Regions from separate parts of the Mus musculus genome. Here region 1 is linked to region 2. A link is a loop called in an ENCODE intact Hi-C map of the cell type or tissue named here. Cell type or tissue: heart. All regions are shown on one strand. Each heading gives the region's core, and the rest is flanking DNA. Links, peaks and the distances in the headings are about the cores only. Region 1 overlaps Itga9 (integrin alpha 9). Region 2 overlaps Itga9 (integrin alpha 9).

What was found. A loop is a pair of places that touch in the nucleus more often than their neighbours do. Peaks named below come from ENCODE experiments on the same cell type or tissue, not always from the same donor. Only the 100,000 strongest peaks of a DNase experiment are listed, where the experiment ranks them.
Region 1: it touches region 2 in a loop (2.2-fold over the local background); 1 of 42 quality-filtered maps calls a loop at or near these places.

The regions. Positions count from the first base shown.
Region 1 is chr9:118,796,086-118,801,461 of GRCm38, forward strand. The region is part of intron 17 of Itga9 (integrin alpha 9); the gene reads left to right. Among named protein-coding and RNA genes, the nearest start is that of Gm39454, 52 kb to the right of the region's middle. In heart, for the core only: no CTCF peak of the experiment used is centred there; a DNase peak (open chromatin) is centred at 3,296.
Region 2 is chr9:118,738,826-118,744,201 of GRCm38, forward strand. The region is part of intron 15 of Itga9 (integrin alpha 9); the gene reads left to right. Among named protein-coding and RNA genes, the nearest start is that of Gm39454, 110 kb to the right of the region's middle. In heart, for the core only: no CTCF peak of the experiment used is centred there; DNase peaks (open chromatin) are centred at 466, 1,076 and 2,736; H3K27ac peaks cover 1,934 bases.

The DNA of each region.
Region 1 (5,376 bases), core at 234-5,233, 57 kb after region 2:
CACAAGTCCATATGTCTCAGCTGGTCTTGTCTTCAGTATATGCCAGAGTCTTGAACAAGAATGCTCTAATGTCAGTGAAGGTCAGTGAGAGAGGTGGCACACAAAGACCAAAGGCTTCCTTCCTCCTGGCCCTTTATAGGCATGGCCCAGATCTAAGGTGGGTCTTCCTACCTCAAAAAAATCTGGATTTAGGGTGTGTCTTCCCGCCTTAAATTATTCAATCAAGAAAAATCCTTCACAGGTGTACCCAGATGTTTTGATTTTAGATTTTAGTCCAGATGTAGTCAAGTTGACAACCACGAATAGCTGTCACATAAACCATGTTTTCTTTCTATATGCACAAGTTAGACAGGTAAATTACTAACAATAGACCAGAGTAACTATAATAATATGCTACAATAAAAACGTTATTATTATAGGATTAGTATTGATGTCCTATTTAAGGCTGTTTTATGTAGAACATGAAAATTGACACTTGAAGACACAGACTGACAGTGAAGCCCTGCCTCCCAGCCAGCAACATTGTGACTTGAATGTGAAGTGTCCCCCACAGGCCTAAATATTCGAATGCTCAGTCCCCAGCTGGTGCCAGTGCTGGGGAGATTATGGAACCTTTATAAAACCTTTAGGTGCGTAGCCTTGCACAGGGGCAGGCTTCAGGGATTATAGCTCTATCTTATTTCTGGTTGTTACTCTCTCAGCTCCCAGTGTGATCTCATGCTGGGACATAGAGACAGTCAGATCCCTGGAACTCAATGGCCAGGCAGATCAGCCAACTCAGTGAGTTCTAGGCCAGTTGGAGACCCTGTCTCAAAAAGCAAGGTAGATGGCTCCCGGGGAATGGATGACATCTAAGGTTGACCTCTGACTGCCATCCTACAAACACACGTACATGCACTACTTAAATATACAAACAAGAGAAGGGAACTATGATACCTGGGAGGTACCCTTGTGGAAGTCATCCATGGACCACAGAGGTTAAAGGTTATGTGTTATCCAGAGCCTGGGGCTCCTTCCAGAGGAGCCTGGATCCCTCTTTTTCAGAAGTAACAGGATTAACTAGTGTCTGCATCTTCCTAGTGACAGGTTTCCCCCCAGACAGAATCCTTGCTACCTAGATCCCTTTTCTCCCAGTCCTGAGTTTCTGGCCTTGTTCCTGATATCAGAAACTGCATCTCTTCCACCCATCAATGTTGCTTGGAATGGGTACCACCTCCCACTGCTACAACACCCTCATCCAGGGACTGTCTGGAGTCAGTGCACAGATATTCCTTATCCCAAATGGGATAACTTGAGGCTGTGCTTTTCAAGGTCCCAGGCACCCAGAGAGGTCACTGGCTTCATGCCACGACCCTCACCGTTGCCTACTTCTTAGTATAGCCTTCCCTGTGTGAGTTTTGGAGATCTCTCCTGAAATACTACTTGCTTCAAACCTGTCTCTTTTTAGGGTAGCCCATGCTAAGATGTTCCTGTTCTCCCAAAGCTCTAAGGCTCACCTTCTTATCACATGTGTCAAGTGGTAGTCTCTTGCCTGACGGGTAAGCCTTGGACATCAGATTTAAGTAAAATTTAAAAATTACATTGTGGGGGAAATCCACTTGGATGCGTTCTTGTCTTGCCATTTCTCAACACTTACAAGGCTACTTAAGATATTTTGTAACTTTTTCATGCACCATATTTTGGTCATATTCTTTCTACTCCCCCAGCCCCCTCCCTACCCACCCCACTTAATAATTTACAAGAGGGTTTTGAAGAAATTGGCACTATCACTGTGGTTTTTCTTTTTGGTATTGGGATTAAACCTAAAGCCTTACATATGCTAGGTAAGCTTTCTACCCCTCAGCCACATCTCCAGGCTTCAGTGAGGGGTGTGTGTGTGTGTGTGTGTATGTGTGTGTGTGTATGTGTGTGTGTGTGTATGTGTGTGTGTATGTGTGTGTGTGTATGTGTGTGTGTGTGTATGTGTGTGTGTGTATGTGTGTGTGTGTGTATGTGTGTGTGTATGTGTGTGTGTGTATGTGTGTGTGTGTATGTGTGTGTGTGTATGTGTGTGTGTGTATGTGTGTGTGTGTGTGTATGTGTGTGTGTGTGTGTGTGTGTGTATGTGTGTGTGTGTGTGTGTGTGTGTAGTAACCAATCTGATTTACATGAGTATAATTGACTGGGACGTACTTAGTGGTTGTGCAGTTAGCATCTTTCACTTACCCGTTGATGCTGGTAGCAAGAGGAAAGCATGATCTCTGGCATGTAGCTTTTACTTCCACGTAAGATCACAGCTGAGATCTTTAGGAACATTGAAAAATATCCAGTGATGGAAAAAATCCATCACCAACGTCCTTCAGCCTCCTCAGGTTCTTCCTGTTGAATCTTTAGAACAACTTATCTGGAAAGAAGTGGAGTTTTCATCCATGAGGATTCAGCATAAGTCGTTGATATATGCATCAAGTCCACCCCAGTAAGGAACTTTGGATGGTCTTCATGCTGGATGGAAGGAATGAGGCCGAAAAATAAGTGTAGCAAAAAATCTGGGACTTCACACAACTCCCAGTTGGCTACCAGTACTGCCTGACATTGGGAACAGTGAATGAATTCATGCTAAAGAATTAGGGACCCCATAATACATTCCGAAGGTAGCTGCTTTAACATGTCTTAGTAGGGCTGCAGAGAACGCTGACTGATCTTCTGGAGGTCCCAGGTTCAATTCCAAGCAATCACGTGGTCACAATTGTCTGTGACTCTAGTTCCAGGGGATCTGACATCCTCTTCTGGCCTCCACGGGCACTAGGTGTGCACACAGCACACACAGAGGCAGGCAGGCAAAATACCCACACAGAACAAACGATGCAAAGATATATTAAAGAGGAATTTTCAATAAAAAAAAAATAAGCAATGTGTGTCCATCGAGCTATGAAAGTGTAGAAGATGAGGCTTACGGAAAGGGTGCGATTCAAATCTTTTGGTGGCTGTTAATGATCCCTTTCATTAGAAAGGGCAGCGAAGGGCCTGTGTGCAAAGGAGCATGACCCACTTAAAAGGCTGCACAAGCAAATTAGAATTAATGGGAAAATCTATCAGAGGATAAAATTCCTTGAAAATTAGAAAGATTGTTCTTCAATAAATAAACAAGCACCCATGGAATGTCTGGCACACAAACTGTGCACGATTGTTTTAAACTCTTGGCAGGCGTGTCTGCGCAGCAGGTCTTCACAGAGGCCTGTTCTATTTGAACGTCATTAAAAGAACCTTTCTCGCCAGAGCCCTTCCTGATATGATGGGCTTTATTATACAAGAGTGGCAGCATGGATGGCTAAGGACATTTGACACTAGCTCTAGCTCAGACCCAGCAGGGCTGGGTGACCTCCGCTGATTGGGTCCTCTCTCAGACTCAGCTTCTCCCTCCGGAAAATGTCCAGATTAAGCTGATGGTCTGCTGCCTGCTTCGGGGTGCTTGTCTGCCGTTCAGTGAGGGCTCATAGAACTCCCTCAGGAGAGGCCAGCCTCTGACACCCCACTGAAAGATTAAACGACCAACACATCAGGTCCAGGCCGATCTTCCTAATTGTCAGGGAATTATATCCCCTTAGAAACTTGTGCTGGAACCAATTCTGACCCTGGGAGTGTAAGGATGAGCAGACGGAAACAAAGGCTCCTTCCTGGTCCCTCTGTCACACCCCATGGTGGAGACATGGTCCCCAGTACCAGATTAGTATGCAAGATCTACCAGTAGTCTCATGTACAAAAGAATAATTCTCCCTCCCAGAGCTAGCGATTAACTGCCAACAGCCACCCCTGGCCTAGAGAGAACCTCCCCAACCTATGCTGGAATTTAGGTTGGATTGATCTTGTTCACTCAGCCACAGCTTGAGCGACATAAGTGCCACACCATGCCAAGTCTAAAAGTTTGTGTTTCACAGCCCTGGCCCTCCCCTTTCACACATGGACAGTGACAAGTAGGCTTCGTGGGTGGGGTGGTTTGTATGCACTTGGTCCCCGGAGACTCATATATTTGAATGTTTGGTCCTCAGTTTGTGGAAGTGTTTGGGAAGGATTGGGAAGTGTGGACTTTTTGAAGGAAGTAAGTCAGTTGGGGTGGGCTTTGAGGTTTCAAAACCCCACAGCATTCCCAGTTAGCGTGTCTCTGTCTCTGTCTCTCTCTGTCTCTCCCTACCTCTGGCTCGTTTGTCTGTGTGTCTGTGTCTCTGTATGTCTCTCTCTCTCTCTCTCTCTCTCTCTCTCTCTCTCTCTCTCTCTCTGTGTGTGTGTGTGTGTGTGTGTGTGTGTGTGTGTGATTTTGGATTAGATGTAAGCTCTCAGCTACTGCTCTAGTGCTTGCCTGTTGCCATGCTCCCAGCCATGATGGTCAAGGACTCAAACCCTCTGGCACTGTGAGCTCCAATTAAACTCTTTCTTTTACAAGTTGCCCTGGTCATGGTGTTTTATCACAGCAAAAGAAAAGTAACTGAGGCAGTGAGTTATTAGAAAGATGGGGTGGATTATGAAGTTGGATGGGGAGTCAGAAGGAAAAATTGGAGGTATAAATGACCATGTTTAATTGTATATATGCATGAAAATTCTTTTAAATTAATTTTAAAAATTAGTGTGAGGCTACCTTGGCAAAGTTCTGAGAAGAGCTAATGAGAATTCATGGGGCTGGTAAGCTCACTCTAAGGATGTGTGTCATTCACAGGAGGAGACCAGGAAGGACCTCTGCACTATGGCAGATGGGACAGAAAGGACGCTGGTGGCAGTGGCAAGGAGTAGGCTCTGGAGGCAGCGGAGGCTCTTGCTTCTCCTCCAGCCTCCAGCTCTCTGCCTCACGATTTCCTCAGCTCTAAAGGAGGCTCTCCCGTCCAGTCCTGTGAGCCCTCCAAAAGGCTTGTTTGACAGTACCCGGTCCCATGCTAGCAAACTGTATTTTCGTTTCATTTCTAAGAATAACTTAGGGAGCAGCAACCTACTGTTTTGGTTATAGAGTTTTAGCTTTAGAGAAAGAATGAAAACAACTCCAAGGTTTCTTTTTCAAAGTTTTGAGTCCACATTCTACCCTGGAAGGTGCCTGGCTTCCCTTAATCACAAAGCCCGCTGGAATCACTTGACTATGAAAACCCAGGCATGACCTTACTGCATGGTTAAGTGGCAGAGGCCCGTGGTGGGCCTGGCAGGAGTTCAGGTGTTTCTGGCCTGATTCCTGGGAATTTACACATGAGAGAAAAGACTAACCTCGTGAACTACAACACTGAGAAAGAGGCGGCAGCTCTGGCCCGTGATGCTGTGTCCACCTATGTGGTCTCTCTGCTTAATATTCCACAGTGACTGGTCACTCTGAGGTCTCTGGCCCTGTGTGAACATGTATGCAGGTCCTTCCCCTGATCAAGC
Region 2 (5,376 bases), core at 167-5,166:
TCTTTATGTAACAAAGATGTATCTCTTCCCTATTGTTCCTCGGCTTCCCATGCTAGTTAACTCCCACTAGCAACAAGGCAGCTTTGGATTTACCCATTTAACACAAGAGTGGCCGTTAGAACAAGCTGAGGTGTTGTTGTCAGTCAAGCCAGGCTCTTCCTCACTGGAGATAGCGTATTCCACATAGGGATTTGGAGACTCCATATCCTTCCATTGCCAGCTCTCCCATTCCCTTGGGGGCTTCAAGTCTTTGGCTTCTTGGGAACAGAGGAAAGGCATCCTTCTCTAGAGACAAGTCATATGCCTTCCACTCACTATCTGTCAAGGAAAATTTACTCACAGCTGGCCTCAAAAGAACCTGGAAAATTTGGCTGAGGCTGAACAGCCAACTCATTCATATAGTGCCGTGGGACTGGGATCGGAGATGAAGGACAGATCTCCTTGTGAGATGGCAGGGGAGCAGGATTAGCCAGAACTTGGTGATAGAGCATGTGGGGAACAATGAAGGGAAATAGGTAGCCTGAAACCCCTAAGGTCTCTAGTTGGCAGATGAGTGGATAACGCTGTCTCTGGGGGATGGAGCTGACAGGAAGGCAAAGGATGTGAAGCAGGAATGTTCAGGCTGGTCACTGGCCCACCATAGTCTGGTGCTATAGAACTGTGTCATGAATACAAGAACCCATAGGAAAAGGTGTCTAATGACCCTATGTCCCTTGTGCTAATCTCAGAGAGGGGTGGTTCAGGAAGATGCTGATGCTGTACTCACAGCCTTAGCACCTGATGGGATCTGCCCATCGGTTTCCAAGTACAAAGCTCAACATAAGAAGAATCAAGGGGAAATAGATACCCAGTGGCCCAGGCGGAAGCAGGGAGTCTGACATCCTGACCTGTTATCTCGGTGGGGAGGATGTGTTCTGTCCTTGCACTGTGACATTCCCTTTGCTTGCTTTGGACTCAGATTTGTTACTCTGGGCATGTGATGCCAAGAAGGACTGAAAGCTGGCATGATGCAGAAATCCCCAGAAATAGGAGCCAGTAAAGGCCAAGTCTGGGGCTGTAACCACGGGCCACTTGGCCAGTGAGCTAATGGGTCAGTCAGTCCAGGTTGCTGTTACCACCCATGGGTTCATGGTTGCCAATGATGCCAGTGAGGTCACAGCCCTGGGGCTGCCTGAGGTCTGGGCTAACAGCTGGCCACCAGAGCAGGGACTTACAAACACTTTGTGGGTAGGGGTTAACATGGGAGTATAAAAGTCAGATCGACAGCTTTTTACCATTGTGCCTCCAAGGTGGGACTCAAATCTCTGCCTGTGGGGAACCTGAGCAGAGTAAGAAAAGATCAGAGGCCTTGTTCCTAGATCTGTCAACCTTGGCCACCTCTCTCACTCAGACTATTGAACAGTGGGAAGCAGTGGGGACAGCAGTTCAAAGTTTGCGGGGGACGGGGGGGGGGAAGTCACTGTTAAAGAAGTGTGAAGTGTGTTTTGCCCTCTTTGTGGATTTTGCGTGAAAAATGGAAGGGGCTGGATAGCTGCTTATTTGGAAAGAAGGCACAGGCACACAAGACAACCATCAGGAGCCTAGAGCCATCCCACGGCCACACACAGCCCTGGTGAGTTACATAGCTGCAGTGATGCGAGTTGGAATGACTCCTCCCCTTCAAGAAGAGCCAACTGCGTCCTTATCCACACCTGCTTAGTGCAGGGCCGGATTTGTAAAACAGCACCTGTGAATGGAATGACGGCGATCACCAGTCCAAACCAACCTGTTTTCAGAAATATTTGTATTAATTTGATGCCCCAGCAGCCTGCATGACCCCTTTTAGCACCAAAGGGATAGCTGTGTTTGCTGAGCATGAGCAGGGCAATCTGGGACTCTAAGGACAGACAGTGGTTGTAAAGCAAGAGGTTGTAACCCCTAGGGAATCATGTGCCTCATGGAGTGTCCTAAGATGACATGGAAGGACATTGTTGCTGTGTTTCATATCTGGTAGATTTGCAGCACTGGGAAGAGAAGCGCCATCATGCTGAAAGAAAAGCTACCTTGAAATATAGAGATAGCCCTATCTCCAAATATATCTGGGGCAACCCAGAACAGCAGAGGCCTGAGTGTGAAGTAATGGAGAAGATTCCAGAGGGTTCAGATTATGTACAGGGATAAATGCATCCACCTACCGGTGGAGCCAGCAGCCCCGAGTGGTTAATACCAACGACAGACAGACAGACAGACAGACAGACAGACAGTAGCCCTGGTACAACAAAGGCCAGGCGAGCGGGGAGGAGAAAACCCAATGAGAAAAGACCGGCCCAGCAAGATGTACAGACGGCAACAATCTCTAATGGCAGGTGCCCAGACTGAGTCCAAACACTGTGGAAGAAAATAACCAAGACTGAAAGCAAACAGACTCCCGTCCAAAGCGCACAAGTCGGAAAATGCCAGAGCAGCATAAACACCTCGAAGTGAATGCAGCCACTTGGCCTCTTGTTTGAGTAATCAGAAGTGGCACTAGCAATGCCGTAGGAGCGGAGTCCGACTCGGATGGCTTTGACCTCACTTGGCTTTTCCCCTCTCTTCAAACAATGCATGAGGGCTGCCTCGCCATTCCATTCCTTTCTTGGAGCCGCATTGCAGTCTACCAGCCCTCGAGAAAGGACACTTTGGGGCACTTTCCTACCAGCCAGTTCTCAAGGGCATTCTCTCTGCCCTTACATGGGGAGGTACAAATGACCTGGCCCTAAGCCTGGACTCGTAGCTGTGTGCACTTGGCTGTCTCTGGGTCTGAACCTGAGAGGCACCTGGAAGCCCCTCCCTTATTCTGCTGTGGCAGGGAGGTTGAAGGCTGCTTTCCCGTGGAAATGTTTTCTTCCCCCACCTTCTTTCACAGCTATGATGGGCCAGTCAACAAGCACTCTCGGGCACTGAAGCTAGAACAGCATTGTGCTCGGATCTTTTGGCATGTTGGCCAAGGTTTTTGAGTTAGAGTAGAAGCCAACAAGCCCTTTGTAGTTCAGGCTTTAGAAGTAGCACAATACTTGTCCTTACGAACTCTCTTGGCTGGAGCAGATAAGGCTGCGTGGGGAAACTAAGTCTGACTCCTAATGAAAGGAGCTGCCAGTTGTGGTGTTGTTGTTGTTATTTTCTGCCTTTTACCCAAAATTCATTTTGTGTCCTCATTTCGTAGCTTGAAGCCCATGGTTTCTGAAGTTTTGGTAAGCTTCCCTGAGGCTGTAAAGAGAGACAGGTGTCACCTCTGTGTTAGTACAATATGAACTCAGGGTTGAGATTTGGAAGGCAGCAAGGAATTCATCTTTTATCCACACTAGAAATTCAGAAATGAAAGTCAGTCTTGGAGGAAAAGAGAGCCATGTTTTCAAACCCCAGTCGTGAGGCTGTCAGGTAAACAAGAGTACCTCATGCTCTCTCATTGTGGCCTTCCTTGAGACCACCTCAGCACCCAAGCATCATAAAGACAGCCATTCCAAAACAGTATGTTGTAAAACAGCAACTTGAAATATACCAGATGGTGCGAGGAGCCAGAGACGCGGAGGGAGAAGGCAGTCGGCATTCTTTCTTATCCTTCACCTCTGTGCCTGGACTTGACGTTGAAAAGGCATCTGGAATATTATTCCCATTCTAAGTGCTTCCGAAGTTATAGATCATCAGAGGGTGTGCTCAGGGCCCTTCTCTGTGTGCTCTTGCTCTGCCTTACGGTTATGCTACCCTCTGCTCCCTCTCTCTGTTCCACACCCAGATCAAAGCCGACTCTTCCTATGTCCCAGGTGTGCCTCCCACCTTCCCCGTGTTCTTTAGTAGGTCCAGGGCAGGAATGGCCTCCCAGAGCAGGTTTGGTTGTAGGGAGGAAGAGCCAGGATACATCTGGGATCCTGAGCCAGCATGCAGTGGTGTTGAAGTTATGCCTGGTTCTTCCTCCCAGCTCCATGCTTCCAGAAATAAGACTCATACTCAAAATATATTTACAAATACCTTGGTCATATAGCTAGACTCTTTTCTGACTGGATATAACTTAAAATATCCCATTTATTTTTAACCTACATTCTGCCACGTGGCTGGCTAGCTGTGTTCAGGTACCATGCGTCTGTCTCCTCACATCTTCCTGCTTGAGTCTCCTTTTAGTCTCTATTTCCCTGAATCCTCTCTCTTCCTGCCAGTCTCCCACCTCCTATTTCCTGCCTCAGCTCATTGGCCATCATCTTTTTTATTGACAGGTGATGCTTCTAAGAGGCTCTCTCTATATGATGGGACCATGGAAGGTGAGGGAGATCAAACAGGGCAGTGCTTATTCCATCTCAAGTCTTCACTAAGATCCCCTTGTAGCACACAGTCCATCTTAAAGTGTGTTATAGTATGTCCTCCCTCCAGGCCAATGTAGGCAGAGCTTTCTCTAGGGCTGGAGTGAGGGCAGTACTGAGAACATACCTACCATATGTGCAACCCTACTCCATCCTCCACAGAGAAGAGAGGAACACATTTTCTCTTTTAAATACAGCATCCACTTCCTTTGAGTCCCACAGGTGCTGATGGAAACCCTTCAGCTATGCATGCACACACTCCCAGCTCCATGGGCAGTGAGAGGCTGGGTGGGATCTTTGTCTTCTCGCTCTCAACTGGCTACTGCTGGGTGCGAAGAGCAGGCAGTAACTGTGAATGTCAGCTTAGCTCAAGCCACATGAAGCAGATGATAAACATGGTTACCAGCCATGTGGCTGTGGAAGGGAGATTTTGTGGCTTACTATGGACCCGTGATGGGGCTCTAAGATCCTTTCCCCTACCACATAAAGTCTCTCTGTCTCTCTCTCTCTCTGTATGTATGTGCACATGTACATGTGTATGGGTATGTGCGCATGTGTATGTGTGTGCACACCTGCACACTCACGTGCATGTATTTATGTATATGTATGTGTATGTGCATGTGTGAGGCCAGTGCTAAGTGTCTTCCTTTATCACCGTCCTCCTTATTTTCTGAGTCAGGAACTCTCGATGAGCCTGGACTTCACCAGTTTGGCAAGACTGATTTGGCCAGTGAGCCCTGGGGATCCTCCTGTCTCAACCTCCCCAGTGCTAGATTTAAAGGCACACACCACCACTTGCAGTTTTCAAATGCATTTATTTATTCATTTGTTTACATGTCTACGTGGTATATTCATCATATGTGTTCAGGAGTCTATGGAGATCAGAAGAGTGTCACATCTCCTGGAACTGGAGTTCCAGATGATTCTGAGCCACCATGTGGGTTCTGGGAACTGAGTTGGAGTCCTCTGCAGCAGTAGTCAATGTTCTTAACCACTGAGGCCCTCCTCACAGCATTTTAAGAATTCAGTCATCACACTTGCATGGGGAAGGTACATTCCCCAAGGT